Linked DNA regions of Homo sapiens: regions 1 and 2 are each linked to region 3. The links are chromatin loops, found by intact Hi-C in ENCODE. Cell type or tissue: MCF 10A. All regions are shown on one strand. Links, peaks and the distances in the headings refer to the core of each region. The heading gives the core; the rest is flanking DNA. Region 1 overlaps ADAMTS3 (ADAM metallopeptidase with thrombospondin type 1 motif 3). Region 2 has its middle 180 kb from the start of COX18. Region 3 has its middle 50 kb from the start of COX18.

Evidence for each region. Peaks named below come from ENCODE experiments on the same cell type or tissue, not always from the same donor. Only the 100,000 strongest peaks of a DNase experiment are listed, where the experiment ranks them.
Region 1: a loop joins it to region 3, with 12 times the contacts of the local background. A loop is called at or near these places in 68 of 110 quality-filtered maps.
Region 2: a loop joins it to region 3, with 9 times the contacts of the local background. A loop is called at or near these places in 7 of 110 quality-filtered maps.

The regions. Positions count from the first base shown.
Region 1 is chr4:72,500,215-72,510,535 of GRCh38, reverse strand. All of the region lies in intron 3 of ADAMTS3 (ADAM metallopeptidase with thrombospondin type 1 motif 3), which reads left to right. Among named protein-coding and RNA genes, the nearest start is that of ADAMTS3, 64 kb to the left of the region's middle. RefSeq lists an enhancer at 4,890-5,184. In MCF 10A, for the core only: a CTCF peak has its summit at 5,123 (motif pointing left); a DNase peak (open chromatin) is centred at 5,085.
Region 2 is chr4:72,880,823-72,891,143 of GRCh38, reverse strand. No RefSeq gene overlaps it. Among named protein-coding and RNA genes, the nearest start is that of COX18, 180 kb to the left of the region's middle. In MCF 10A, for the core only: CTCF peaks have their summits at 4,109 and 4,319; no DNase peak of the experiment used is centred there.
Region 3 is chr4:73,014,450-73,024,770 of GRCh38, reverse strand. No RefSeq gene overlaps it. Among named protein-coding and RNA genes, the nearest start is that of COX18, 50 kb to the left of the region's middle. In MCF 10A, for the core only: CTCF peaks have their summits at 2,937 (motif pointing right) and 5,130 (motif pointing right); DNase peaks (open chromatin) are centred at 2,940 and 5,130.

The sequences.
Region 1 (10,321 bases), core at 1,267-9,266, 510 kb after region 3:
TTATGTGTGGCTATTGTAAATGGCATTACTTTTTTATTTCCTTTTCAGATTGTTCACTGTTGGCATATAGAAATGCTACTAATTTTTATACGTTATTTTTGTATCCTGCAACTTTACTGAATTTGTTTATCATTTCTAATAGTTTTTTGGTGGAGTGTTTAGGTTTTTCCAAATATAACATCATATCATCTGCAAACAAGGGTAATTTGACTTTTTTCTTTCCAATTTGGATGCCCTTTATATCATTCTCTTGTCTGATTGCTCAAGCTAGGACTTTTAGTACTATGTTGAGTAACAGTGGTGACAGTGGGCAGCCTTTTCATTTTCCAGATCTTAGAGGAAAGAGTTTCAGTTTTTCCTCATTTAATATGATACTAGCTGTGGGTCTGTCATATTTTGCTTTTATTATGTTGAGGCATGTTCCTTCTTTACCTGATCTTTTTGAGAGTTTTTTTTTTTTTATCATGAAGGGACATTGAATTTTATCAAATGCTTTTCCAGCATCAATTGAAATGATCATATGGTTTTTATTCTTCATCCTGTTGATATGATGTATCACGCTGATTGATTTGCATATGTTGAACCATCCTTGAATCCCAGGGATAACTCCCACTTGGTCATGATGAATGACCTTTCTAATGTATTGTTGAATTTGGTTTGCTAGTAGTTTTTTGAGGATTTTTGTGTCAGTATCCATCAGACATACTCACCTGTAGTTTTTTTTTTTTAATGTGTCTTTGTCTGGTTTTGGTAACAGGTTAATAGCAGCCTCGTAGTATGAGTTTGGAAATATTTGCTCCTCCTCCATTTTTCAGAATAGTTTGAAAAGGATTGGTATTAGTTCTTTAAATGGTTGGTAGAATTCATCAGTAAAGCCATCAGGTCCTGGGCTTTTCTTTACTGGGAGAGTTTTCATTATGGCTTCAATCTTGTTACTTGTTATTGGTTTGTTCAGATTTTGGATTTCTTCGTGGTTCAATCTTGGTAGGTTGTATGTATCTAGGAATTTGCCCATTTTTCTAGTTTTTCCAATTTATTGGCACATAGTTGCTCATGGCAGCCATTAATGATCCTTTGAATTTCTGCACTATTTGTTGTAATGTCTGTTTTTCATTTCTGATTTTATTTATTTGGATCTCCTCTCTTCTTAGTTTGGCTAAAGATTCATTCATTTTGTTTGACTTTTCAAAAACCCAATTTTTTGTTTCGTTGATCTTTTGTATTTTTTCTTTTAAATTTCAATTTCATTTATTTCTGGTCCGACCTTTATTTTTTTTTTCTTCTACTAATTTTGGGTTTGCTTTGCTCTTGCATTTCTAGTTCTTTAAGATGCATCATTAGATTGTTTATTTAAAATTTTTTCTCTTTTTTGATGTAGACACTTATAGCTATAAATTTCCCTCTTAGTTCTGCTTTTGTGTATCTCAAAGGTTTTAATACGTCATGTTTCCATTATCATTTGTTTCAAGAAATTTTTCAATTTCCTTCTCAATTTCTTTATTGACCCACTGGTCATTCAGGAGCATATTGTTTAGTTTCTATGTATTTGTATAATTTCTAGAATTCCACTTGTTATTAATTTCTAGTTTTATTCCATTGTGGTTAGAGAAGATGCTTGATATTATTTCAATTTTTTTGAATGTTTAAAACTTGCTTTTTGACCTAACATATGGTCTATCCATGGGCATAGTAAAAGAATGTGTATTCTACAGCTCTTGGATGAAATGTTCTGTAAATATTTATTAGATCCATTTGGTCTATAGTGTAGATCAAGTCTTGGCTCATATTTAACTTGGTAAAAAAATTATACAGTACGTATTTTTTGTTAACTCAAATTATGCCAAAATAGTATTCCTCCTAAGAAATTCTTATAGAATGTAATAATGAATAGCTATGACTGATTCAATATTGGTATTATGAAATTACTCTTGTTTATGATTGAATCAGCCAGATGATATTTGTAAAAACATTCCTTCGAAAATTCAAATTCTTTTCTCTAACTCTTCTTTTTCTTGGAAAAACTTATTAAGGAAATGAAACGTATTTAAATCAGAAACTCATTTAAATCCTTTTTTGACTCATCTTCCTAATGTAAAATATGACCATACTCATTGTTTTCTCCAATTACCTTGAAAAATATCTTAGAAAAGTAAGATAAAAATAACTCTCAATTTTTTAGGTTATTGGTGGGAGATTTTAACCACTAACCCATTTTAACTCTTCCATTCAGTCTGCTTATAGGCCTCTAAAGAACTATTGCTATGAGTGAGTCATTGCTGAGGTACTGAGACAAATGTAACACCCCAACTGTTAGCTGTAATTTATAGAGAGGAGATTTGCAGGGTCAGTGGAAATGTGTGTTTAGGGGGACTTCTATGTTTTACTTTAATGACTTATGAATATTTTACAATGTGCATGTGTTTGTTTATTGCCCTTCAGAGATGTGGTTTTGAATTGTGCATGTAACTATGCATATTATTGTTATGGTGAATGATAATTTTGCACAGTCCATGTTATTATGCATTTTACTTGCATATATTCTAAGGTAAAAATGACATACTTGATGTTAATAGAGGCATATGTGACTTAATAAATCAGCATAAATGTAAAGCAGTAAACAGGCAATAAGGCGTTAAATATGCAAGTCAAAAAAGGACATTTGACTGTGTACTGGATATTCATAACAGGAGATTTCAAACCTTTAGTTAGAAAATAGACAGATAGCCTGTGGAGGGTTTTGTTAGGCTAACAGGATAAACACAAGAGTGGCTCTTGATTTTATGACAATCTGAAAGGGTTTCATGGATGCAGTGGTGGGATTTTTATAGTGCTTTAAATGCTCATTGAGAAACAGTGCCCTACAAATAGTGTACCGAAACAAGGTGTGTTCTCAAAATGTGTCTCTCTTATCAGTTGGAGTTTTTTGGTTGCTGGCAAGAGAAATGCTATCTGGATAACATCATGAAATAATGAAATATACTAGAAACATATTAGGTAATTAACAGAAATTGAAGGCAAACTTAAGCAACCAAGCTTCAAGAGCAAGAACTGGGATAGTGAGAGGACTCACAATCAAAACATAGTTCCTGGGAAATTGGAATGGTTAGGTTCCAGCTATTTCGTATGGCCCTTATCTAGATTTAAATTCTCAGGAGTCAGATTCTGATTGTACAATCTTGGATTGAGTTACCAAGGCACAGTAACTAACAGCTCATCAGAGCTGCTGAGACTCAGCAGGGGTTGCCCTCCGAAAGAGGCATAAGGTGTGGTTGTCACAAGAAGAGGAAGGGAAGCTGGGCAGGCATATATAATGGACCTGCCACAGACAGTGATGGTGCTTTGTAGTTCTTTTTTAAAAAGTAAAAATAAAAAATAGGCCTGAGTGGTCTCAAACTATATTTATACACACTTATATATGCAGATATACACATTCACACATACATATTTTATATACTGCATTTAGATAATCTCTGCCACTTTTTCCTTCATTCACTATTCTTGTTGATATATGGAGTGGTACACTACAGTCTTCTTTTCTCCCCTCAAAGAAAAAATTTAGAAGAAGGTGGATTAGAGGCTTTTAGTGTGCTTCAGGCACTTGGAAATAGCAAGATAGTGCATAAAGACCAACTCTGTGAACTTTAATTCAGGAAGAAAAATGGGAATCCACTGGAATCATGAAGGACATCCCAGATCCTGGTGGGGGAAAATGTGGGCAAACAGCCACATGACAGAGACTGGCTGATAAAAGTGAGTGAAGCCCCAGTATGTGAGAGAAGCAGAGAACCTCCCTCTGTGACACACTTTTCCACTGGGTATGTGAGCAACCCAGGTCAAGGAAGAACGCTCTGTTTCTCCCAGGTCCTGGAGGTAACTTAGGGAGAGGCTTAGAGATGCTGTGAGGGAAAGATACCAGAAAGAGCTGCAAGCATTTCCCTAGATGTGGGACTGAGAACAGCACACAATTTTTAACCTGAGTTCATATAAAATCAGCCATTCTGTGGTGAGCTGGCATGATGGACATGTAGGCATTTTAGTCTTGGGCCAGCAATTGAACTGCTTGCTTTGGAGCAGGGTAGGGGTCACCACAGCCAGAACTTTGGAAAGTGCCTCAACAGTTGGCACTGGAATTGTGCCCTCCCCCAATCACAGTTCTTCTGAATGATGAGACCTGCAGCCAGGGCCAGCTTGACAACCTGGATCTGGTCTGCATGTGCCATTGCTGGGTGCCCCAGCCTGTTCCCCTGAGATTTTTGTGCAGCAGGGTCTTCTCTGTTCCAGAGCCAGGCAGATCTCCAGGCTTTTTGAGCATCCCTTCACCTTGATCAGCAGCCTAAGCCACCCCACTTTTCCTGTGCATAGATCGTAGTGCAGTGGAGCCCTCTTTGCTCTATACATAAGCAGATCTCCAAGAATTAGGAGCAACTGCTAGCATAGACTAACAGCCTGAGTCACCGCATCTTTCTGTGCAGAGATCTGGGTATGGGGGTGCCCTCTCTGCCTCATGCTCAGGCAGATCTCCATGCATTGGAAGCCCTCATTTGCCTGGTTCTGCAGGCATAATTGCCCCACTCTTTTTGTTCAGAGATGTTGGTGCAGGGACACCATCTCCACTCCACACCCAGGCAGATTTCCAAGCATTTGGAGCACCTGCTCACCTGGAACAGCAGCCTGAGCTGCTTCACACTTCCTATGCAGAGAGATCCTGGTGCAGGATGGTCCTCTCTGCTCCATGCCCAGGCAGACCTACAGCCATCTGGAGTGTCCACTTTCCAGGATTAGAAGTCTAGGCTGCCCCCTGCCATCTCCAGGCAGGGAACTCAGGGCTAAGGAGGTTTCCCAGTTTCATGCCTACCTATACCTCTGGGTACTTGGTGGCTGCCCACTGGACTGTCTCTTAGCACTTGTGCATGTGCCTGCCATCAGGGGACCTGTAGGTGTATTTGTCCATCTTGCCCTTCCCCTCTACCGTCTCCTTCCAGGGCTGAGGAGGGAGCTTGGACTGCTGTGCTTTCCAGGAGTCAGCCCATTCCCTGGGGCAACAGACAGCTTTTACCAGTAAACAAGGATCAAGCATATACCCTGCCTTATTGGCCATAGCCGGCTCTTACCCATAAGCGCCATCTACTGACTTATAGGTCAAATTGCATACCCCAGTAAAAAAATCTACCAACAGAAGTGCATAGTGCTATAGGGTCAAAGACAAAAGACCTTACCCATCATTTTCTTCAGTCACACACTCTAGGGAAGAGGGTAAAGAGACAGGGAAAGAAGAAACAAAACAACAGTATTATAGAGAAAAAGAAAAAATCCTACCCACATGAAAATAACTATAAAAATTAGAATTGCCAGCATCTCCAAATGATAAGGAACTAGCACAAGAATTCTGACACCATGAAAAATCCGAATGTAGTGACACCACCAAAGGGTCTCACTAACTCTCCAGCAATGGTCCATAATCAAAATGGAAACTCACAAATGACAGATAAAGAATGTAAAACGTGGATTGCAAGGAAGCTCAACAAGATCCAAGTCAAGGTTGAAAATCAACACAAAGAAATCTTCTAAAGCAATATGGGAAATGAAGGGAGAGATAAACATCTTAAAAAGAAATCAATTAGAGCTTCTGGAATTGAAAACCTCACCTAAGAAATTTCAAAATATGATTGAAAACTTTATAAGTAGCTTTACCAAGAAGAAGGACTTTCAGAGATTGAAAACTGGGTTTTTGAACTAATCCAGTGAGTTAACAATAAAGAAAAAGAATTAAAATAAATGAACAAAACATTTGAGAAATATGGGATCTTGTAAAGCATACAAACATACAAATTATTGGTGTTTCTGAGAGGAGGTAGAGAAAGAAAACAACCTGTAAAAGATATTTGAATGAAAAATTTAAGAAAATTTTTCTAACCTTCCTAGAGAGGTAGATATCCAAGTATAAGAAATCCAGAGAACACCTATGAAATACTATACAAAACTAACATCCCTAAGGCATATGGTCACCAGACTGTCCAAATCCAGTGCTAAAGAAAAAAAATTAAATGTAACCAGAGTAAAAGGTCAGATCATGTACAAAAGGAACTCTATTGGGCTAACAGTGGTCTCAGCAGAAACCTTACGAGCCAGAAGAGATCAGGGCCTATTTTCGGCCTTCTTAAAGACAAGGAAGTCCAATCAAGAATTTCATATTTCACCAAACTAAGCTTTATAAATGAAAGAGAAATAAAATATTTTTTCAGACAAGCAAGTACCAAGGGAATTTACCACTAGACCAACTTTACAATAAATCTTGAAAATGATAAAACAATACCTGCTACCACAAAAAGACACTTATGTACATAGCCCACAGACCCAATAAAGCAACCAAACAGTAGAAACTACAAAGCAACCAGTCAACAACTTCATGATAGCATCAAAACCTCACATATCAATATTAAAATGTAAATGTTCTAAACATCCCACTTAAATGGCAGAGTGGCAACTTGGATAAAAAAGCAAGACCCATCCATCTGCTGTCTTCAAGAGACCTATCTCACACATAATGACATCCATAATATCAAAATAAAGGGTTGGAGAAAAATCTATTATGCACAAAGAACACAACAAAGAGCAGGGATAAGTATTCTTATATTAGATGAAACAGACATTAAACCAACAACAGTAAAAAAGGACAAAGAAGGATATTACATAATGATAAAGGGTTAAATTCAACAAGAAGACTTAACAGTCTTAAATATATACACATCCAACATTGGAGGACCTGTATTCATAAAGTACTTCTAGACCTGTTAGGAAATGTAGACAGTCACACAATAATACTGAGGGATTTCAACAACTGACTGACAGCCTTAGAAAGCTCATTGAGGCAGAAAGCTAACAAAGAAATTCTGGACTTAAATTCAACACTTGACCAATTGGAGCTGATAGACATCTACTGAATACTTTACCCATCAACCATAGAATGTATATTCTCAATTGCACATGGAAAATACTCCAAGATAGACCACATGCTTGGCCATAAAGCAGTCTCAATAAAATAAAAACACTGAAGTCATACCAACTATAATCTCAGACCACAGTGGAATAAAAATAGAAATCATTACCAAGAAAATCTCTCAAAACCACAAAGTTACATGGAAATTAAACAACTTGCTTTTGAATGAATTTTGTGTAAACAATAAAATTAAGGCAGAAATAAACAAATACTGTCAAGGCTGGGAGTGGTGTCTCACGGCTATAATCCCAGCACTTTGGGAGGCTGAGGTGGGTGGATCACAAGGTCAGGAGTTCAAGACCAGCCTGGCCAAGATGGTGAAACCCCATCTCTAGTAAAATACAAAAAATTAGCCAAGCGTGGTGGTGGGCACCTGTAATCCCAGCTACTTGGGAGGCTGAGGCAGAGAATCGCTTGAACCTGGGAGGGAAAGGTTGCAGTGAGCTGAGATTGCAACACTGTACTCTAGCCTGGGCAACAGAGTGAGACTCCATCAAGAAAACAAAAACAAAAGAAACAAAAAAAACCTTTCAAATAAATGAAAATAGAGACACAACATACCAAAAATATCTAGGATACAGCATAAGTAGTGTTAAGAGGAAAGTTTATAGTGCCAAACACTTACCGAGGGGAACATCACACACCAGAGCCTGTCAGTGGGTGGCGGGCTAGGGGAGGGATAACGTTAGGAGGAGTACCTAATGTAGGTGATGGGTTGATGGGTGCAGCAAACCTCAATGGCAAGTGTATACCTATGTAACAAAACTGCATGTTCTGCACATGTACCCCAGAACTTAGAGTGTAATAATAATAAAAAGAAGTTAGCAAGATCTCAAATTAATGATCTAACATTGAACTTAGGGGAACTAGAAAAATAAGAACAAACAAATCCCAAAGCTAGCAGGAATCACTTAAGTCAGAAAAGAACTGAATGAAATTGAGACCCAAATATCCACACAAAGAATCAAAGCAACCAGAAGTAGGCGTTTGAAAGAATAAACAAGATTGATAGATTGCTCTTTAGATTAACTGTGAAAACAAGAAAGTCCAAATAAGCACAATAAAAAATGGCAAAGGTGACTACAACTGATTCCACAGGAATACAAATGATTCTCAGAGACTATTATGAACACCTATGTACACACAAACTAGAAAATCTAGAGGAAATGAATAAATTCCTGGAAACACGCAACCTTCCAAGATTGAATCAGGAAGAAATTGAAACCTTGAACAGAATGGTATCAAGTTCCAATATTCAATCAGCAATAAAAAACTTACCACCAAAAAGAAGCCCCAGACCAGATGGATTCACAGCCAAATTCTACAAGATGTACAAAAAAGACCTGGCACTAATCATACTGTAACTACTCCAAAAAATTGAGGAGGAGGAACTCCTCCCTAACTCATTCTATAAAGCCAGCATTACCCTGATACCAAAACCTGGCAAAGACATAACAAAGAAACAAAACTATAGGCCAATATCTCTGTTAAACATAGATGCAAAAATCTTGAAAAGGAAATACTAGCAAACTAAATCCAGCAGCACATCAAAAAGTGAATGCACCATGATCAAGTAGGCTTCATTGCTGGGATGCGAGGTTTGTTCAACAAACACAAATCAAAAAAGGTGATTCACCATATAAACAGAATTAGAAAGAAAATCATACGATCATCTCAATAGATGTGGAAAGAGCTGTTGATAAAATTGATAACATCCCAGTATGATAAAAAAACCCTCAGGAAATTAAGCATTAAAGAAATATACTTCAAAATTTTAATAACTGTCTATGACCAACCCATAGGAGACAACGATACTAAGCAGTCAAGAACTGGAAGCATTCCCCTTGAGAACAGGAACAGGAAGCTAACTCTCACCACTCCTATTCAACATAGTACTGGGAGTCCTTATCAGATAAATCAGGCAAGAGAAAGAAATAAGATATCCAAATAGGAGAAGGAGTCAAATTATCTCTCTTTGCTCATGATATGATTCTAGAGCTAAAAAAACCCTAAAGACTCTGTCAAAAAGCTGCTGGTACTGACAAATGATTTCAATGAAGTTTCAGGATACAAAATCAATGTATAAAAATTAGTAGCATTTCTATATATCAATAATGTTTAAGCTGCGAGCCAAATCAAGAACACAATCCCATTTAAAATAGCTTAAATAAATATACATAAAATACCTAGGAATACATGTAACCAAAGAGGTGAAAGAGCTCTACAAGGACAACAATCAAATACTGCTGAAAGAAATTATAGATGACACAAATAAACTGAAAAAAATTTCATGCTCATGGATTGGAAGAATTAATATTGTTAAAATGGCCATACTGTCCAAAGCAATTTACAGACACATTGCGAGTCCTCTCAAGCTACCAATGTCATTTTTCACAGAATTTGAAAAAACTATTTTAAAATTCATATAGAAACAAAAAAAGGCTCAAATAGTCAAAGCAATGCTAAGCAAAAAGAACAAAGCCAGAGGCCTCACATTACCTGACCTCAAACTATACAATAAGGCTACAGTAACTAAAACAGCATGGTACATGCACAAAAACAGACAAATAGACCAATGGAACAAAATAGAGAACTCAGAAATAAAGCCACATGCCTACAGCCATCTGATCTTTAAAAAACTTAACAAAAGTAAGCAATAGGGAAAGGACCCCCTATTTAATAAATGGTGCTGGAATAGCTGGCTAGCCATTTGCAGAAGAACGGAACTACTCCTACCTTTCACTTTATATAAAAATTAACTCAAGATGGATTAAAGATTTAAATGTAAGACCTCAAAATACAAGAATTCTTGAAGAAAACCTGGGAAATACCATAATCGATACCAGCTTTGGAAAATAATTTGTGACTGTGTCTTCAAAAGCAATTGCAACAAAAACAAAAACTGACAAGGAGAACATAATTAAACTAAAGAGCTTTTCTGTACAGCAAAATAAACTATCAACAGATTAAACAGACAACCTACAGAATGGGAAAAGTATTTGCAAACTATGCATCTGACAAAGATTTCATATCCAGAATCTATAGGGAACTTAACTGAACAAGCAAAAAGCAAGTAACTCCACTTAAAAATGGGCAAAGAACATGAACAGACACTTCTCCAAAAGAGATGTACATGCCAACAAACGTGAAAAAATGCTCAATATCACTAATCATCAGAGAGATGCAAATCAAAACCACAAGGAAATACCATCTCACACCAGTCAGAATGGTTATTATTAAAAAGTCAAAAAATAACAGATGCTGTCAAGGCTGCAGAGAAAACGGAATGCTTATACACTGTTAGTGGGAATGCAAATTTGTCCA
Region 2 (10,321 bases), core at 1,214-9,213, 130 kb after region 3:
CAAAACCACAATGAGATACCATCTCATGCCAGTTGAACGTTGTTCATTAAAAAGTCAGGAAACAACAGATGCTAGAGAAGATGTGAGGAAATGGGAACGCTTTTACATTGCTGGTGGGATTGTAAATTAGTTCAACCATTGTGGAAGACAGTGTGACGATTCCTCAAGGATCTAGAACTAGAAATACAATTTGACCCAGCAATACCATTACTGGGTATATACCCAAAGGATTATAAATAATTCTACTATAAAGACACATGCACATGTATGTTTATTGCAGTGCTATTCACAATAGTAAAGGCTTGGAACCAACCCAAATGTCCATCAATGATAGACTGGATAAAGAAAATGTAGCACATATAAACCATGGAATTCTATGCAGCCATTAAAAAAAAAAAGGATGAGTTCATGTCCTTTGCAGGGACATGGATGAAGCTGGAAACCATCATTCTCAGCAAACTAACATAGGAACAGAAAACAAAACACCACATGTTCTCACTCATAAGTGGGAGTTGAACAGTGAGAGCACATGGACACAGGGAGGGGAACATCACACACTGGGGCCTGTCAGGGGGTGGGGGGCAAGGGGAGGGAGAGCACTGGGACAAGTGCCTAATGCATGCAGGGCTTAAAACTTAGATGACGGGTTGATGGGTGCAGCAAACCACCATGGCACATGGATACCCATGTAACAAACCTGCACATTCTGCACATGTATCATAGAACTTAAAGTTTAATTAAAAACCTATATAATAGTCTAACATTAATTTATGAACATGTCATTTAAATATTTTAGAATTCTATTTTAATGTTTTTTAATCTTGAAAATGTCAATAAAAATTATTTACTTTAGATGGAAATTCATGTGGTTTTAGAATTAATACACTTTTTCAAATTCAAAATATTTTGACATTTTTCTCTATTGTGTGAGCAAAGGGAACACCCATAGAATCATGCAATCTTTACTGCTTTAAACCAAGTTTATGCTCAGGCTTCCTATGGAAGGTGATGATGCTAAACCTAAATCCAACTTAAATTAAAATAAGTTGGTATTTGGGGGAGAAAGTGTCAATGGCTCCAGTGGGTAGAGATTTGCACTAGATAATTGCTAATTTTTTTGAAGATTTAGATAAATATTTTTATTATCTTCTCAAAAATATTTAAATATGTATATAATATGTACATTCAAAACCTGATCTTTATTTCTCAATCTCACATTTAATAGTTAGCACTCTAACTCCATTACAAATTAGATTGTTCATGTAAAGAATTAGGGCTAACTCATTAAGTAAGTTATGATGCACTTTTAAATGGTTTATGTAAGAAATAAACTCTGATTATCTTAGCCATACAGACAAACCATTCCACCTATTCAATCAGCTTATACTGATGTCCCTTATAAGTGGTAGTACAGTTATTTTAAGAATATGTTGAATTGGCCGGGCGCGGTGGCTCACGCCTGTAATCCCAGCACTTTGGGAGGCCGAGGCGGGTGGATCATGAGGTCAGAAGACCGAGACCATCCTGGCTAACATGGTGAAACCCCTTCGTCTCTACTAAAAATACAAAAAAATAGCTGGGCGTAGTGGCAGGCGCCCATGGTCCCAGCTACTCTGGAGGCTGAGGCAGGAGAATGGCGTGAACCTGGGAGGCGGAGCTTGCAGTGAGCGGAGTTTGCGCCACTGCACTCCAGCTTGGGCGACAGAGCGAGACTCCGTCTCAAAAAAAAAAAAAAAAAAAAAAGAATATGTCGAATTATCTATCTTTCTTAGTAGACTCTAAGTTCTTTGAGGACAAGGGCCATATAATTTATCTTTTAAGCTATGTTTTTATTTTTTAAATTGAAAAATAAAAATTGTATATATTTGTGGTATACAATATGATACACACACATATTTTGAAATAGCTAAATTGAACTATTTAACATATCCATTACCTCACACACTTTTTTTGTGGTTAGACACTTAACATCTACTCCTGGTAATTCTCAAGAATACAACACATTGTTATTAACTATAGTCACCATGCTGTACAGTAGATCTCTTGAACTTATTCCTCCTGACTGAAATTTTGTATCCTTTGACTAAACATATCCCCAATCTCCCCCACACACTTTAATATTTAATTCTCTATAATTCAACACATTTTAATTACTCTTTTCATCTAATTATTACTTTTTAAAGATGAGCCCAGAATATCACAAACTCTTAAAAACAAATGCTTGGATGGAGTGAACATCACAGGCATCCCAGGAATCGTAGAGTGGTGCAATGAACTATGTATCACCTATGCCCTGTAGCTTTCTGAAAATCTACCCCCATACATAACATCTCACAGTCATGAAGACAAAGTTGACCTTTCCTAAGTGGTTGATCCATCACACCAAGTTAAAAATAAATTTGTAGTTTTAGAAATGAAAACCAATGATCAAGGAGCAATTTTATTTACAGTATAAATTTCCCCTTTGGAGGTGATACATGGGATCAAATGCCGAGTTTGTAAGGCTGTGGAGAGGAATATTTGAGTTTTTGTCTCATACCACAATTTCCTCTGAATAATTTTAGAGCCTGAGTAAGTCACGGACATTTATCAAAATAGCATGCCTGTCTCATTTTTCCTAGAAAATGACTTATTTTTTTATTTATATTTAGGAGTAACTAATTTTTTCATTTCCTGACCATTGCTCACTTACTCATTAGTTTGATAAATTTCACTTGACTATTCCCATATGTTTGTCCACTTTGTGAATTATTATGCATAATTACTCATTTCTCATACTCTGCATTTTAAGTACTTTCCTGATTGTGAACTCTTTTCACCAGATTTCAGGGAAGAGAAAAAAAAAGTGAAAAATATAACTGGCTATTATGAGAACTAATGACAAATCTAGAAGAGGTTTGAGATAAGAGCAGATCAAAATCATTGGCTTACCTTTGTTCATTGATGTACTATTATTACCTGAAATGGCACTTAGAAAATACGTGGTATTTATTAAATAAATAAATGAGAATTCTGGATTACTTGTGGGCTTTTTTTCATTGTTGAGCCTGCACTGGTTTCCCAGATGTATATTGGCTCATATTTTCCTTTTTGTAAATTTTGTATTCACATTCTTTGCCATTTTACTGATTAGTGGTTTATTAACCTGTAAAACATTATACACCTATAAAATAGTAAAACTGTGCCAAAAATGTTGCAAATATTTCTTTAAACATATTATCATATTAGTCTTTAAGTTATAGAATTACTGGTCCATGTAAAAAACTATTTACTTTAAATCCACAAAGACCTTCTCTATTCAGAGATCAGATATTCATCTAAGTTTTCTTAATTTTAAACATATCATTTAAAAACAATATATTAATTCACTTGGCATTTATTTTGATGTATGCTTTGTTTGACTTTAGGATCTAAATTGATTCTTAACTGGTAAATCAGCTAATGTGTTTAGTTGCAAGGAATTTATTCTGTCTGTTTGGGCAGAAAAGGAATTTATTAAATGGGTATTGGGTAAGTCACATAATCACCAAGAGGTTTGGAGAACCAGTGTGGAGGCTATGCAGACAGCATAATCAAATACCATCTTGCAAATCTGTCCTCTATGAGCCTCTGCTGCAGTTCACACAGTGAATGCCACTGGCATTGAACATTGGATATTCAGTCACTTGGAGCCCAGGACACTCAATCTTGCTGCAAAAACCACTGCTGAAAAATTCTTCGTGTTCCTCTCTTCTTTGGTGTATTCTGCACTCAATTCAACATCTGGGGCAAGCGTGTTATCTGCTAGAATGTAGGGCATAGTTCAGATGCAAGCTCAGAGGAGATTGGGAAAGTAAATACCTGCGTTTTTAATTACAATAGTGGCAGGTAGGTTTTTCCTGCCTCCAAAACTCATATGGAGAATAAGGAGAATTCTCTAAACATTAGGGTGGGATTCAGATGCTGAGATTACGTGGTTTTCTTTCTTGAAACTATGGATCAGTTCATCATAATATATGTTAAACAAACTTGCCATAAACTCTTGGTTTGTGGGGAATATTGGGTTGTGGGGAATGGAACACCTACTACCCCTTGTTTAGAGTTAAAAATATAATCTTTGTGGTGTAAGTGCTGAACATGAATTTCATCTTTGCCATATTCTTGTCTGTGATCTTAAGTAAATTAATTAACACCTTTCTTAGCCTTAGTTTGTCTGTCAGTTTGTGATGATTATGATTAAAATGAGGGTGACATCCTTAGCATAAGCCACATCTCTTAAAATGTTTTAACATCTGCATAACCTCTTCATACCACAAAGGGGCAGTATTTTTGGAATTTAAGATATACAGGAATATAAGATGCATCCTAATTATGTGTGAGTGTTATTTTTAATTATGCAGTTTTCAAACATACACAAAACTAGAAAGAATAGTTTATTGAATCACACTCTACATTTCACCCAGATTCAATAATTACCAATATTTTGCCATATTTGCTTCATATACGTTAAATGCATTACATTTGACTGGAAGTAAGCTCTGGAGGCTTTAATAGATATGTGTTCAACTTTTTTGGTAAGAATACTTCAAAGGTAGAACTGGCTGCTTCATGCTGTATCACAGCAGGAAGCATACAACATCTGGCCCCACTTTTATGATGCTAAGATTGATCAGTGTGTTCAGGTGGTGACAACCTGATGCCTCTGTTGTAAAATTCCTCATGAATACTTTCATCTAATGGTGTCATCTACTGACACTGTTTTTCTGGCTCAAATGTTTCATTTGGAATTCCAAAATGTTGATTTTTCTAATGCCACCATTCCTTGTACATTTATTAGTTGGAATTATCTTATCATTTAGGTCTATTTAGCTACCCGGAAATATAGGAAAATCAGATACTGGCAAAATTGATGCTTAATATTTTATTTTAAAAACGAATCTTTAGAAGGAGGAGTTGGTTTTCTAGTTACTTTCAATGGTAACCAATAGGTTTTTGATCTAGGGAGTGAGAGGAAATGCTTTCTCTCTTTTATATGCGTTTCTACACAGTTGATATGTTTCAGTCCACTGCATTCAAAAAATTTTTGATGCTCTGATTGTTCCATCTTTGGCTAAGAGGAGCCCTTCATACTGGCTTCTATGTTCTTTTGGTGTGGCCTATTGGTTATGAACTACATTGTACAGTATACCAAAATCCAGTGGGAAGTCATGAATTCTGAGTATATGGCAATTTTCAATAAATTATATAAATATATAAAATTAAATAACTAAGAGAAATATATTCATAGTGATACATAACAGGCAAAAAATGTAACAAATTTACTGGTAAATTGAGTCCTTTACTAAACATAGAGCACATATTGGCACTGTATTTTAATTAATTTTGTTGACGGAAAAGCTATCCACTAGATAAAAGAAATGTGGAAAAGTCTACATAGAACATGCAGGTGAGAAAATATATCAGTAAACATTGGTACAAATTAAATAGCAAAGTAAAATATGTTTACATGAATTTCTATACAAGTAGCAAAAGTATATGAAAATAAGTCATTTGATGAAATAACTGGTTTAATACATAAAGCAAAAAAATAATTTTGAAGGAATTACAATGTCATTCACACGCATATACAAAAAGCAAATATTCCAAGATATATTAATGTTTAGTCAATTTGGCCTGCTAAAACAAACTACTATAAACTGGGTAGCTTATAAACAATAAAAATTTATTTCTCACAGTTCTGGAGGCTGAAAAGTCCAAGATCGAGATATCAGCAGATTTGGTGTGTGGTAAGAGCCCCCTTTCTGGTTCATAGTTGTATCCTCACCTGGTAGAAGGAGTGAGCTAGAGCTTCAGCATCTCTTTCAGAAGGGTACTAATCCCATTAACTCTGAAAGACCCCACCTCCTAATACTAATATTAGGGATTATATTTCAACATATGAATTTTAGGAGGACACAGAATTTGGACCATGGCAATTAAGCTATTTTATTGAGTACTAGTAAGCAGTTCAAACAGGAAAATAGAAGAATTCTAATGGAAATCTGTGTTCAAGAAGATCACACTATGTAACAAACAGCAAACAATAAAGGTTTTATAATCTTCAAAACCTAGAACATGCTCTTCTTCAAAAGTATATAGATTATCAATCACAAAGCTTGATAATACATCATCTCCAGAAATTCTGTGGCATTTGTTCTCTTTATTATTGGCATTTATTTCACTAGAAATTAAGTCATGAGTGTTTTCAAACTATTCTTTTGTAAATACTATTACTCGTGCTTATTTGAAAAATCTGGTGGTTCCAAGATGGCTGAATAGGAACAGCTCCAGTCTATAGCTCCCAGCGTGAGTGATGCAGAAGACGGGTGATTTCTGCATTGCCAACTGAGGTACCGGGTTCATCTCACTGGGGCTTGTTGGATAGTGGATGCAGCCCATGGACTGTAAGCTGAAGCAGGGCAGGGCATCACCTCACCTGGAAAGCACAAGGGGTCAGGGAATTCCCTTTCCTAGCCAAGGGAAGCCATGACAGAAAGTACCTGGAAAATCGGGATGCTCCCACCCTAATACTGTGCTTTTCCAATGGTCTTAGCAAACGGCACACCAGGAGATTATATCCCATGCCTGGCTTGGAGGGTCCCACACCCATGGAGCATCGCTCATTGCTAGCACAGCAGTCTGAGATCAAACTGCAAGGCTGCAGCGAGGCTGGGGGAGGGTTGCCCACCATTGTTGAGGCTTGAGTAGGTAAACAAAGTGGCTGGGAAGCTCGAGCTGGGTGGCGCACACCTCAGCTCAAGGAGGCCTGCCTGCCTCTGTAGACTCCACCTCTAGGGGCAGGGCAAAGCCGAACAAAAGGCAGCAGAAACCTCTGCAGACTTAAATGTCCCTGTCTGACAGCTTTGAAGAGAGTAGTGGTTCTCCCAGCATGGAGTTTGATATCTGAGAATGGTCAGACTGCCTCCTCAAATGGGTCCTTGACCCCCGAGTAGCCTAACTGGGATGTGCCCCCCAGTAGGGGCAGACTGACACCTCACATGGCCGGGTACCCCTCTGAGATGAAGCTTTCAAAGGAATGATCAGGCAGCAACATTTGCTTTTCAGCAGTATTCACTGTTCTGCAGCCTCTGCTGCTGATACCCAGGCAAACAGGGTCAGGAGGAGACCTCCAGCAAACTCCAATAGACCTGCAGCTGAGGGTCCTGACTGTTAGAAGGAAAACTAACAAACAGAAAGGACATCCACACCAAAACCCCATCTGTACATCACCATCATCAAAGACCAAAGGTAGATAAAACCACAAAATGGGGAAAAAGCAGAGCAGAAAAGCTGAAAATTCTAAAAATCAGACCGTCTCTCCCCCTCCAAAGGAATGCAGCTCCTTGCCAGCAATGGAACAAAGCTGAATGATGAGTTGAGAGAAGAAGGAGTCAGATGATCAAACTTCTCTGAGCTAAAGGAGGTGTTCGAACCCATCACAAAGAAGCTAAAAACCTTGAAAAAAGATTAGAGGAATGGCTAACTAGAATAACTAGTGTAGAGAAGTCCTTAAATGACCTGATGGAGCTGAAAACCATGGCACAAGAACTACGTGATGCATACACAAGCTTCAGTACCTGATTCAATCAACTGGAAGAAAGGGTATCAGTGATTGAAGATCAAATGAATGAAATGAAGTGAGAAGAGAAGTTTAGAGAAAAAAGAGTAAAAAGAAACAAACAAAGCCTCCAAGAAATATGGGACTATGTGAAAAGACCAAATCTACGCATCATTGGTTTACCTGAAAGTGACAGGGAGAATGGAACCAAGTTGGAAAACACTCTGCAGGATATTATCCAGGAGAACTTCCCCAACCTAGCAAGGCAGGTCAACATTCAAATTCAGGAAATTCAGAGAACCCACCGCAAAGATACTCCTTGAGAAGAGCAACTCCAAGACACATAATTATCAGATACACCAATGTTGAAATGAAGGAAAAAATGTTAGCGGCAGCCAGAGAGAAAGGTTGGGTTACCCACAAAGGGAGGCCCATCAGACTAACAGCGAATCTCTCAGCAGAAACTCTACAAGCAAGAAGAGAGTGGGGGCCAATATTCAACATTTTTAAAGAAAAGAATTTGCAACCCAGAATTTTATATCTAACCAAACAAAGCTTCATAAGTGAAGGAGAAATAAAATCCTTTACAGACAAGCAAATGCTGAGAGATTTTGTCACCACCAGGCCTGCCCTGCGAGACCTCCTGAAGGAAGCACTAAACATGGAAAGGAACAACTGGTACCAGCCACTGCAAAAACATGCCAAATTGTAAAGACCATCAATGCTAGGAAGAAACTGCATCAACTAATGAGCAAAAGAACCAGCTAACATCATAATGACAGGATCAAATTCACACATAATAATATTAACCTTAAACGTAAATGGGCTAAATGCTCCAATTAAAAGACACAGACTGGCAAATTGGATAAAGAGTCAAGACCCATCAGTGTGCTGTATTCAGGAGACCCATCTCATATGCAGAGACACAGATAGACTCAAAATAATGGGATGGAGGAAGATCTACCAAGCAAATGGAAATAAAAAAAATAATAGAGGTTGCAGTTCTAGTCTCTGATAAAACAGACTTTAAACCAACAAAGATCAAAAGAGACAAAGAAGGCCATTACATAATGGTAAAGGGATCAATTCAACAAGAGAGCTAACTATCCTAAATATATATGCACCCAATACAGGAGCACCCAGATTCATAAAGCAAGTCATTAGAGACCTAGAAAGAGACTTAGATTTCCACACAATAATAGCGGGAGACTTTAACACCACACTGTCAACATTAGACAGATGAATGAGACAGAAAGTTTAAAAGGATATCCAGGAATTGAATCAAGTGGACCTAATAGACATCTACAGAACTCTCCACCCCAAATCAACAGAATATACATTCTTCTCAGCACCACATCACACTTATTACAAATTGACAACATAGTTGGAAGTAAAGCACTCCTTAACAAATGTAAAAGAACAGAAATTATAACAAACTGTCTCTCAGACCACAGTGCAATGAAATTAGAACTCAGGATTAACAAACACATTCAAAACTGCTCCACTACATGAAAACTGAACAACCTGCTCCTGAATGACTACTACATATGTAACGAAATGAAGGCAGAAATAAAGATGTTCTTTGAAACCAATGAGAAGAAAGAAACATACCAGAATCTCTGGGACACATTTAAAGCAGTGTGTAGAGGGAAATTTGTAGCACTAAATGCCCACAAGAGAAAGCAGGAAAGATCCAAAATTGACACCCTAACATTACAATTAAAAGAACTAGAGAAGCAAGAGCAAACACCTTCAAAAAATAAGAGAAGGAAAGAAATAACTAAGATCAGAGCAGAACTGAAGGAAATAGAGACACAAAAAACCCTTCAAAAAATCCATGAATCCAGGAGCTGGTTTTTTGAGAAGATCAACAAAATTGATAGACCACTAGCAAGACTAATAAAGAAGAAAAGAGAGAAGAATCAAATAGATGAAATAAAAAATGATAAAGGGGATATCACCACTGATCACACAGAAATACAAACTACCATCAGAGAATACTATAAATACTTCTATGCAAATAAACTAGAAAATCTAGAAGAAATGGATGAATTCCTGGACACATACACTCTCACAAGTCTAAACCAAGAAAAGTTGAATCCCTGAATAGACCAATAACAGGCTCTGAAATTGAGGCAATAATTAATAGCCTACCAACTAAAACAAGTCCAGGACCAGATGGATTCATAGCCAAATTCTACCAGAGGTACAAGGAGGATCTGATACCATTCTTTCTGAAACTATTCCAATCAATAGAAAAAGAGGGAATCCTCCCTAACTCATTTTATGAGGCCAGCATCATCCTGATACCAAAGCTGGGCAGAGACAAAAAAGAGAATTTTAGACCAATATCCCTGATGAACATCGATGCAAAAATCCTCAATAAAATACTGGCAAACTTAATCCAGCAGCACATCAAAAAGCTTATCCACCATGATCAAGTGGGCTTCATCCCTGGGATGCAAGGCTGGTTCAACATATGCAAATCAATAAATGTAATCCAGCATATAAACAGAACCAATGACAAAAACTGTATGATTATCTCAATAGATGCAGAAAAGGCCTTCAACAAAATTCAACAACCCTACATGCTAAAAACTCTCAATAAATTAGGTATTGATGGGACATATCTCAAAATAACAAGAGATATTTATGACAAACCCACAGCCAATATCATACTGAATGGGCAAAAACTGGAAGCATTCTCTTTGAAAACTGGCACAAGACAGGGATGCCCTCTCTCAC
Region 3 (10,321 bases), core at 1,271-9,270:
CTTCTCTCATCTTTCTTCTAGTCCCAATTTAAGACAATTTAGGTTGTCTATACTAGCTGTCTCCACTCTCTCATTCTTTATTTCCTTCCACTTTCCATCAGTTTGACTTTGGAGCTGTGCTCTAGGTCACTCATTTGCCCATCAGCTGTGTCTATTCTTCAGCTCTGTCCACTTAGTTCTTCTACTCAGTTTTATTTCAGTTATAATATTTTTGTTTTAATTATTTCAAGCACTTCCTTTTTTGTTATATGATGTCCTTTTTAATGCTTGTGAAGATATTAATTATATTTCTTTTAAAGTCACTTTCAGTTTGCTGTATTTATTGTATTTCCTTAGGAAGTAGATCTTCTGTATATTTAGATGGATGCTCATATATCAAGGTGTTGGTTGTGCTGAACTATTTGGTGATTCTTGGTTGTGCTTTTGTCTTTGGTTTAACTTTCTCTGCTAGCATCTGTTATTGTAGCAGCCTGCAGTACCTGTGGGGAAAGGACGTGATGTGAGATGGAAGGACCCGCAAGTCTCCTTGTATAGGGAGGTGCTCCTTGTTCCTCTTGGGTGTACCTGGCCATCCAGGACACTGCTTTTTCTCTGCATTGCCCCGCCCCACCCTGCCCACACCCACCCAAGGGTTTCCATTCATTTTTCTTGTAGGGAACAGAGGATTCTGTGGCTATTCTTTGTCATAACCAGGATAAAGTGGTTGAATGGCCTCCAAAGCAGCCTGACCCTTGCCCTTGTTTCTGCCTACCTCCATGTCCACCAAACCCCCAAGTGTAGAGTGCCCTCAGAATTGTTCCCACCTCTTATCAAACTCCTTTTCTGAGTATGTCTTTGTCATCATTTCTATTGCATTGATGATGCCCCTCCTTGTCATCCAATGTTGTTATAGATTTATCCCTTAAAAAAAAATCTTCGGCCGGGCATGGTGGCTCATGCCTATAATCCCAGAACTTTGGGAAGCCAAGGCAGTAGGATCCCTTGAGCAACTTCCCAACCACTCTATGTCTGAACTATTTTTTCCAGGCCTTTTCACATGCCTAGGAACACTGCTTCTCTCTCTGCTTTAATCATCCGTCAGCTGAGGTATCACTCTTCTGGGAACTTTCCCTTGTCCCACACATGCGTGTTGAGTGGTGTGCAGCCATAGCTCTTGCACGATTCTACATGGCATGTATGATGCTGTTTTGTAACTGCCTGTGGATGTGCATCATCATTAGCACCTGCCCAATGTGGGGTGCAGGGTTTTACCCCTTAGGGCTAACACATAAAATGTGTTTAGTAGGTTCTTAAATCAATAAAATAATAATATTAATAACATAGTATCTATCACATACCTGTTGAACTGTACTTGTGTCAGCCCCTGTGCCGAATGCTTCTCATGCTTTAGCTCATTTCCTTCTTGCTTATTGGCTATTATAACCCCCAATTGACAAATGAGGACACTGAGTCTTAATGAGGTTAAATATCGTGCTCAAGGATACATAGTAAACAGTAATAAGGAACTCAGTCTGAATTTGCGCCCAAGTCTCTGATTTTAGCTAGATATTACTGAGTCCTAAAATGGAGAAGGAGGGAGGGAGGCTGGTGGCTGCAGAGGTTTATTAATCAAATTTGTGAGGGAATAGTAGATGGGATATATGGATCCCAGACATTTACTTATGGTTATTTTACAGTAACTTAAACCAAAGCATCTGAGTTGGTGAAAGTCACATTGAGAAAACTGACACCACCAGGTTTCTTCAAATATTGAAGGATCTACTTTTACCAGATCCCATAGCCAGAGAGTAATAAAGATGGGGCAAGAACCTAGGACTCTAGTGTCTCTAGCCAACATGATTTCTGCCAAGCTGAGCTGAATTCTAAATTAAGTTGCTCATATATTAGAAGTCCAGGTATTTGTCAAACATAGTCCTGAGCTGTGGATTCAGTTATGTGCAGGAAGCTCATAGCTACTTATTATTTTCAACTCTCCCTTAACTTTCCATGGTGATTTGTAATACCTTGAGTATACACAAGCCTTGGAATCTCAGAACTCTTTTTATTTACTCCAGCTAATGTTACGAAGATTAGATGTGCAGAAGATTAATTTGAAACATCATGCAGATATTTTGTTATTGCTGAGAGATAAAGCTGGCACATAAAGGTGGAACCTTCTGGAAACAAACTTCTTGTCCTTCACTGATAGCAGTTGGAACTGGCAGCATTTAATGTTACTTATTGCAGACATATTTTCTTTCTTTCTTTTTTGTTTTGAGATGGAGTCTTGCTCTGTCTCCCAGGCTGGAGTGCAGTGGCACAATCTCAGCTCAGTGCAACCTCAACCTCCCAGGCTCAAGTGATTCTCCTGACTAGCCTCCCAAGTAGCTGGGATTACAGGTGCGCCACCACAACCAGCTAATTTTTTGTATTTTCAGTGGAGACAGGGTTTCACCATGTTGGCCAGGCTGGTGTTGAACCACTGGCCTGAAGTGATCCACCCACCTTGGCCTCCCAAAGTGCTGAGATTATAGACGTGAGCCACCACGCTCAGCCTGCAGACATATTTTCATTGTCAAAATGGAATGTTATCTTTTTAGTTAAGGCTTACCTGGGATTTTTGTAGTTCTAGTTTATCTACTGACTCTCCAAAGTAGAACTATACCTTAATGTTATGCGTCTTTCTTGCTGTATAGGCAGCAAGTGGAATCACAAAGGTGTTAACAAATGAGATAGTGAGACAGATAAGTCTAATTATTTGACAGAATATGTATATTTGCATGTCTCCTTTTCATTTGGTCTTGCTCTGTTGCCCTGGAAGCTGAGAGATGGGAGTACTTTATTTGATTAACTAATTTTCAAGTCTGTGACTAGAGAGAGAACTCAACTGGATTTTGAACTGACTTATATGAGTTCCCTGAAATGAGAGTTAGAGATGATTAATGCCTCTAGGTGGTGCCTGTGACCTACATATGGAGAGGCAGCGGTAGGACACTGTAGAGAATAGCCTGATTTTTTTTTTCTTTTTTTTTTTTTTTTTTTTGGTATATGATTTTAACTTCCCAATTTCTATGAGAGAGGCAGTGTTAAAGACCAAAATAGTGAATTTGGGGGTCTGTACTTATTCATTTCTCATTTTTTTTCAATTTCCTTTGTTTTCTCCCTCCTTGGGCAGATAATTCAGAAAATTGACACAAGAGGGTAAAACCTCAGGGGGAAATTTAGCATTTTTAAAACTTATGACTAGCAGTTTATGTTTTTAGAAGTGATGAAACAACTGTTTCATGTACATATCAGCATATAATATTTGTGTAATAAGCAGACACAGAAGTCATTCTGTTAGAATTCTAATATCTTTCTCTGGATGCCTATACATAGCAAGTCTGTCCCTCTACCTTTTAGCTCAAGAGTATAAAGAATCTCTACTGTTTTTAGTTTGTCAAGTTTAATTTGATCACTCAAGTGTTTTTTTCCAAGTTGGCATCATGTGGGGTTGGAACCAAGGTGCATGTCCTTGTATTAGGCTAAAAAGCAGTGCTGGAAGGACCTTGAGAGATCAGCAAGTACAGGAATTTTGAGATCTGTGGTTTTCATGATCAATAACATTTCAATCACAAAGAGTCTAATTACATCTTGAATTAAGAGTCACTAAGCAAAGCACACATAAATCACACGGTCTGTAATTAACAGAGCCTGCAGTGAGGCCCTGGTCAACCTGTCTCTGGATTCCAACCTGCTCAGCTCTCCTCTCTCAGTAAGTTTCAGTAGCTCTTCAGTAATTTCATAGACTAAAAATCTGTGGGTCAGTTTAAGGTTGGTGATGTTTTTTACATGGTGAGACATTCAAGCCACCCTTCAAATCCAAACCATCAGTCACACCACCAGTGCTTCATAAAAAGGAATATTTGGCCGGGTGCGGTAGCTCACACCTGTAATCCCAGCACTTTGGGAGGCCGAGGCAGGTGGATCACCTGAGGTCAGGAGTTCAAGACCAGCCTGGCCAACATGATGAAACCCCGTCTCTACTAAAAACACAAAAAATTAGCTGGGCAGGGTGGTGGGCACCTGCAATCCCAGCTACTTGGAAGGCTGAGGCAGGAAAATCTCTTGAACCTCAGAGGCGGAGGTTGCAGTGAGCCGAGGTCACCTGCCATTGCACTCCAGCCTGGGCAACAAGAGTGTAACTCTGTCTCAAACAAAGGAATATTTGAGCACCAAATAGGTAAGAAATATTTAATCTCAGAATCGATGATAATCTTTTAATTTAGTAACTTCACTTTAGGTAAAACTCTATATTGTTCATCTCACCAAGGACAAATGAACTCTCTTAGTTTGCTGGTGTCCCACAAGCAAGGAGCAGAGAACTGAGTTCTTATTGGGTTCGATAGGTAGAAACTATGATAGTTCTAGTTTCTTCTCTCTTTTCAGTTGTTGCTAGTGAAGGATACACACAAAAACTAAGAGGCAGAATGCAATAGGCAGAAAATAGATTATTCCATAATGAAATTTTCAATTCTCCATCAGTATGGCATTTTAATTTTCTGAAAAATCTATTTTGTTTCTGAACCTTATTTAGAAATGTACCAGTAGTTATTCAAGGAAAAGAATAATGTTTACTGCTCCATGGCAGAAATTATGCTCGATGTTTTGCATACTTATTTAATCTTCACTACAACTCAGAAGCAGCCTCAAGGAAAATTAGTTTTTTTGCCTAAGTCTCACAGTGACGAGTGAGGTCCATATGCCTGCTTTCCATACCACTGATTTTCTTGATGTTTTGTTTGTTTTTTTTAGCCCACAACTAACATCATATGATTTTCATGATGTTTAGTATTTTCCTTAGAAATATGTAATAGCATTTTCTTACCATCTGGAATTAACCATATTATTGCCTATATCTACAAATTCTCCTGAGTTCATTTTACCATAGCTGTGGTGAAAGGAGGGGCTTTTTGGAAGCACCAAGCAAGTATTAGTGGAGGGGAAGAAATGGAAAAGAGCTACATTTGCTGGCCGATCAATGTAGGGGTAGTGTAGAAGAATTCAAGCCAATGATAACATTTCTTCTTTTGGAACCATTTCCCATGAAAAAAATAGTTAAAATTCCCCAAGAAACCAATCTTCACTAATATCACCACCAGGGGGCAATCAACACTGTCAGATTGTGGTGGTTCCAAATGCAGTAAAAATACAGCACCACCGGTTTTTTGTAATTATACCTTTTCTCTTTTTCCATTTTTTCTTTCCCAGAATAATGGGTACACTAGGCAGATATTTTGTTCTTTAATGTATCTCGACTTTGAATGCTTTTATAAGATTACATGGAAAATAAATAATTCTTGTATGATGTTTAACCATATATTATGTACGAAGGATTGATTGAACTTGCTAGTAACCGTGACCATTTCCTTTTAGGATAACTTTTCTAGAACCTTCCATGAAGATGATGCTGTAGGATAAATATGCCACTAGAATGCTCCCTGCCTCCCATCTCCAGTTCTCTCATTTTATTCAGTTCTAGTGTATTGTGAATTTCTTTCCCATTAATGAAAATTTTCTGGCCCCTTGGTTTTCAGATAATTTTCTTCTAAACTCTTACATAGGGAATTCCCTCTTACATAGGGAATTTTAGTGTCAATTCCCTATACCCCACTTAGTCCTGTACGACTTAACACCATTCACTTTTCAAGTGTTTCTTTATTTCTTTCACAACCGTAAAAGCTCCAGGGAGGACAATCAATTGAAAACTTTCTCCCCAGGCCACAATAGTCTAGGGTTGAAACTGGGGTCTCGATGACAATAATAAAACATATTTTCAGGTTCTTTCCTCACTCAATTTGTGAGAACTACAGGTCCCCCAGGTTTTTTCAAACTAATTCTGTGAGTCCGCCTTGGTTTTCTTCCATGCGCTGGTCCATCAGTCTGCGTGGCTGTCAGGATGGGTCAGTGCTTCCCTTTGCCCCAGCAGTGAGGCAGGTGGGGCTCCTGCTGGACAGCTGGCTCCTGCCAGTGCTGTCACCACCACCAGGGCTGCCCATCAATCTGGTTCCTCCCCAGCGCCTTCTGCAGAGGTAGCCTCTTCGACCTCACTCCTCAGGCCTCTGCACCGCAAAGGTGATCCAAAAAGGAGAATTATTAATCCTCTCTTGTGCTGTGTTCTATAGCATGACACCATGCAATATGAACTTGTGGTCATAAAATCTTACAGAATTTAGAAAAGTAGGAATTTTACTGTTGTGCACCTTTTATTTATCTTTTCCACCTTACAAACTATGTTTTAAATATTTTCTGATTTACAAAATCATTTCAAAGCCCTCAATGAGAAATTTTATAATACAAAAATGTTTCTCTGTGCCTGTTGTGGTGTAAGTATACGTGTACATGTGTATGCCTATGTGCATGTGTGTACACTTGATCTTAGGCACAAGCCTGAGATTTTGTGCATGTGTCTACACAAGATGTTTTGCTTTTACCAAACAGCATGTTATTGTGTAATTTAAATAATTTATTTGGTAAAAGCCTGTGTCTGCAAAATACAAACTCTTTCTGTTAAACATCCAAATCAAAATGGCTTGGGTACCAATCTGACAAAGAAGCACACAGTGCAGGCTTTTCCCTGGTTTCTTTGTTCCAAGTATCCTGAACACCTACACTCATACCTCAACTAATTCTTGTTGCTCTCCTCTGGCTGCCTTCTCAAACTTGAATGTAGCCCTGAGGGTCACAGGCTGCATCTCTTAACTCCCAGGAGAGTTCAGCCTTGGACTCAGTTACCCCTGGGCACTTTCTTCACTATGATGTCACAGCTGTTAGGGAAGTTCCTAATACCCTGCTTGCTGTTGTCCTTGCTCCTGGTAAAAATATCTATGGATCTGCAATTTGAGGTTTGAAGGAGATATTTCTCAGCATGATGCTTAGTTGAAGTGTCCACAGCAACATTGTCTGGTCCATGTAGACAACTTTTGATTCATGTATTTACTCATTGACTCCCTCATTTTTTCTTTCATTCAGGGAAAATATTCATTGAGTACTACATGCCAGGAACAATGCTAAGAGCTGCACAGAACTTTACTTCATGGTGTCACAGGGCCTGGGTGTGAGGAGCTGAGATAAAACAGGTTCCAGCATTAGATGTATGCTGATCCTGAAACCTGCATTCCCTTCAATGCCTAAGGCCCTGGATCTCAGTTCTGGTGATCGGCAGCCTAGTCTTTCTTATTTGGGTTTCCTTGTGGGACATAACGTTTTTGTTTATGTCTGCTTTGGCTTGGATATATCCACCCTCTCCCACACTAGTGAATCAGACAGATTTTTAAATCTTTAGATTCTCAAAATTATGGGCCATTTCATTTCTTATCAGGAGGCACCATTTACTGTGTATACATTTATATAAGCAGATGGTACTACTCAGCTCCACCAAATAGACCTAAGCTCTAAATGCAACTACTTTGTTGAAAAAGGTGACAATTCTTTTACCTATAGAATCTGAGCCCCCGTTCAGCTGTAATATCCTATAATAACTATGTATATAATTTGGAATTCTTCCCTCCTCCTCCTCGACCCCTTCATATTCTCAAACTTTATATATATAATAAATGCTAGCATATATCATTAAATATTCATTGAAAAAGATCTTTAATACCCACATAATCATCCATTATGTGAATGCACCATAAATTATTTCACCATATTACTGGATAATTTGTTTTTTTAAAATACATTTTTGTTGTTATATGAAATGCTATGATGAGAAATCTTGGATATAAATGTCAGCCTACATTTGATTATTTCTTTAGGAATAATTTCTAGGAGTAGAATTACTGGCTTTTATTAAACATGACTTTTTTTTTACAGCAACTTATGAGAAGCTATTCCACCATATCTTTGTTAACAAAAGTTTTAGCATTTATAATTTTGAAATGATAGATGCATTGTTTTAATTTACACTTTTGTAATTACCATTAAGACTGAACATTTTAGTATGTTTGTTGGGTTTTGTGTTTCTGTTAATTTCAATGCTTTTTATATTTATTTATAATCTTCCTTTATATGATCAACATAATGGCCTTTTGTTATATGTGTGCCAAGATCTTTTTCTTCATTGTGTAGTTTTTCAATTTTGGTTATAATATTTTAGCTATGTACAAACTTAAAACTTTTATGCACTCAAATCTTTTCATGTTTTTCTTTGTTATTTTCTAGCACTATCATTCATATTCAAGTAGCAGCAAAATATTTATATATATTTTCCTGTTTAATTGTTTTATCCAAAAACTATTTTAGGGACCTGTAAAGTTTAATATACTTTATAAAATAGCTTCAGCTGGGTGAGGTGGCTCACGCTTGTAATCCCAGCACTTTGGGAGGCCAAGGCAGGCAGATCACAAGGTCAGGAGATCGAGACCATCCTGGCTAACACGGCGAAACCCCGTCTCTACTAAAAATACAAAAAAAGTTAGCCAGGCATTGTGGCGGGTGCCTGTAGTCCCAGCTACTCGGGAGGCTGAGGCAGGAGAATGGCATGAACCCAGGAGGCAGAGCTTGCAGTGAGCCAAGATTGAGCCACTGCACTCCAGCCTGGGCAACAGAGCAAGACTCCGATTCAAAAATAAATACATACATAAATAAATAAAATAAATAATTAAAAAATAAATACAATAGCTTTTTTTTTCTCCCAAAAGTTTGTCAGTTTATCTTACATCCTTTGTTAACTAATGCTCGACTTTCTCCATTGTTTTATGATGTTGGCTATTTATATACTAGGTTATTCTATGAACTATGGTTATTTTGGGCTTGTCTATATTGTTTTATTATTCTGCCTGCCCCTAGACCAGTATAAAATTGACTTAATTACTGTGATTTCGAAATAAATGTTAATATTTGGTGAAGCAAGACAACTTTATTACTGCATTAAAAATATTTTATTATCTTTTCTAATTCCAAAATAAACTTGGAATAATTTTATCTAGTTGGGATTTTTCATTACATCATTAAACCAATATTGGTGGAGTCCTTCTGTGTGCCAGACATTCATTATTCCAGGTGCTGGGGAGTGAATGAGATGTCACTGTGTACAAGGCAGGTGGTCATTGCTCTCATGGGGTCCACATTCTCTTTGAAGAGACAGACAAGAGACAAAAACAGGAATGGATATACAGTGCAATGTCAGGTAGTGATAGGTGTGACAAAGAGAAAAAGTAGGGTACAGAAAGAAAATGAGGAGTATGATACTAATGATGTCCAATAATGTTTCTTTGAAGAGGTGGCCTTTGAATAAAGTAGCAGAGTGGGTGGGAAGGAATAGCTACAGGTGGAGGGAACACAGGTACAGAAGTCTTAATGTGGTAGAGAGCCTGGTGTTCTGGAGGAAGAGTGGGAAGGCCCTGTGGTTGGAGGCAGTAGGGGGTGAGTAGGTGATGAGGGCAGAGATGTAGTCGGCAGCTGGGGGCCAGACAATGCTGGATTCTGTAGGTCCTGAAAAATAATTTGGATTTTAGTCAGGTATTTTGATGAAAGTTGTGAAAATTTTATGAATTAATTTGGGAAAAAATGAAGAAAATATGTGTCTCTGAACATGTTTTGTTCTCTTTTACTCCCTTTCTCCTTCTTCTTTACATTTTATACCTTTTTCTCCTTCTTCTTTACATTTTATAGTAAAAAAAAAAAAAAGTGTCTTGTAGCCGGGCATGGTGGCTCACGCCTGTAATACCAGCACTTTGGGGGCCTAAAGTGGGAGGATCACCTGAGGTCAGGAGTTTGAGACCAGGTTGGTTTCGAGACATGGCAAAACCCAGTCTCTACTGAAAGTACAAAAATTAGCCAGGCATGGTAGCATGTGCCTGTAATCCCAGCTACTTGGGAGGCTGAGGCAGGAGAATTGCTTGAACCCGGGAGGCAGATGTTGCAGTGAGCTGAGACCGTGCTGTTGCACTTCAGCCTGGGCAAAAAGAGTGAAACTCTGTCTCAGGGAAAAAAAAAAAAAGTGTGTTTTTTTTTATATAGGTCCTTCACATTTTGTTTTTGGGTTATTTCTAGGAATTCTGTATATTTCTAGGAATTCTATATATGTGTAATGTTATTGTTAATGGAATATCTATTCTATTGTATTTTCTAACATATTTTATGATATAGAAGAAAGTGTGGATGTTTATGTATCTTACATTTGAATACTAAAATTGAAGAGATTTTCAATTAAATCTTTACGACTTTTGAGTAAACAATTTTAATTGTTTCCAATATAATATTGGAATATTCCAATATTGTCTTCCAATATAATGACAATTTGTCCTCTCCATTTGCATAGCTCTATCAGATCAAGAATGATTTTGGATATCTTCACTTA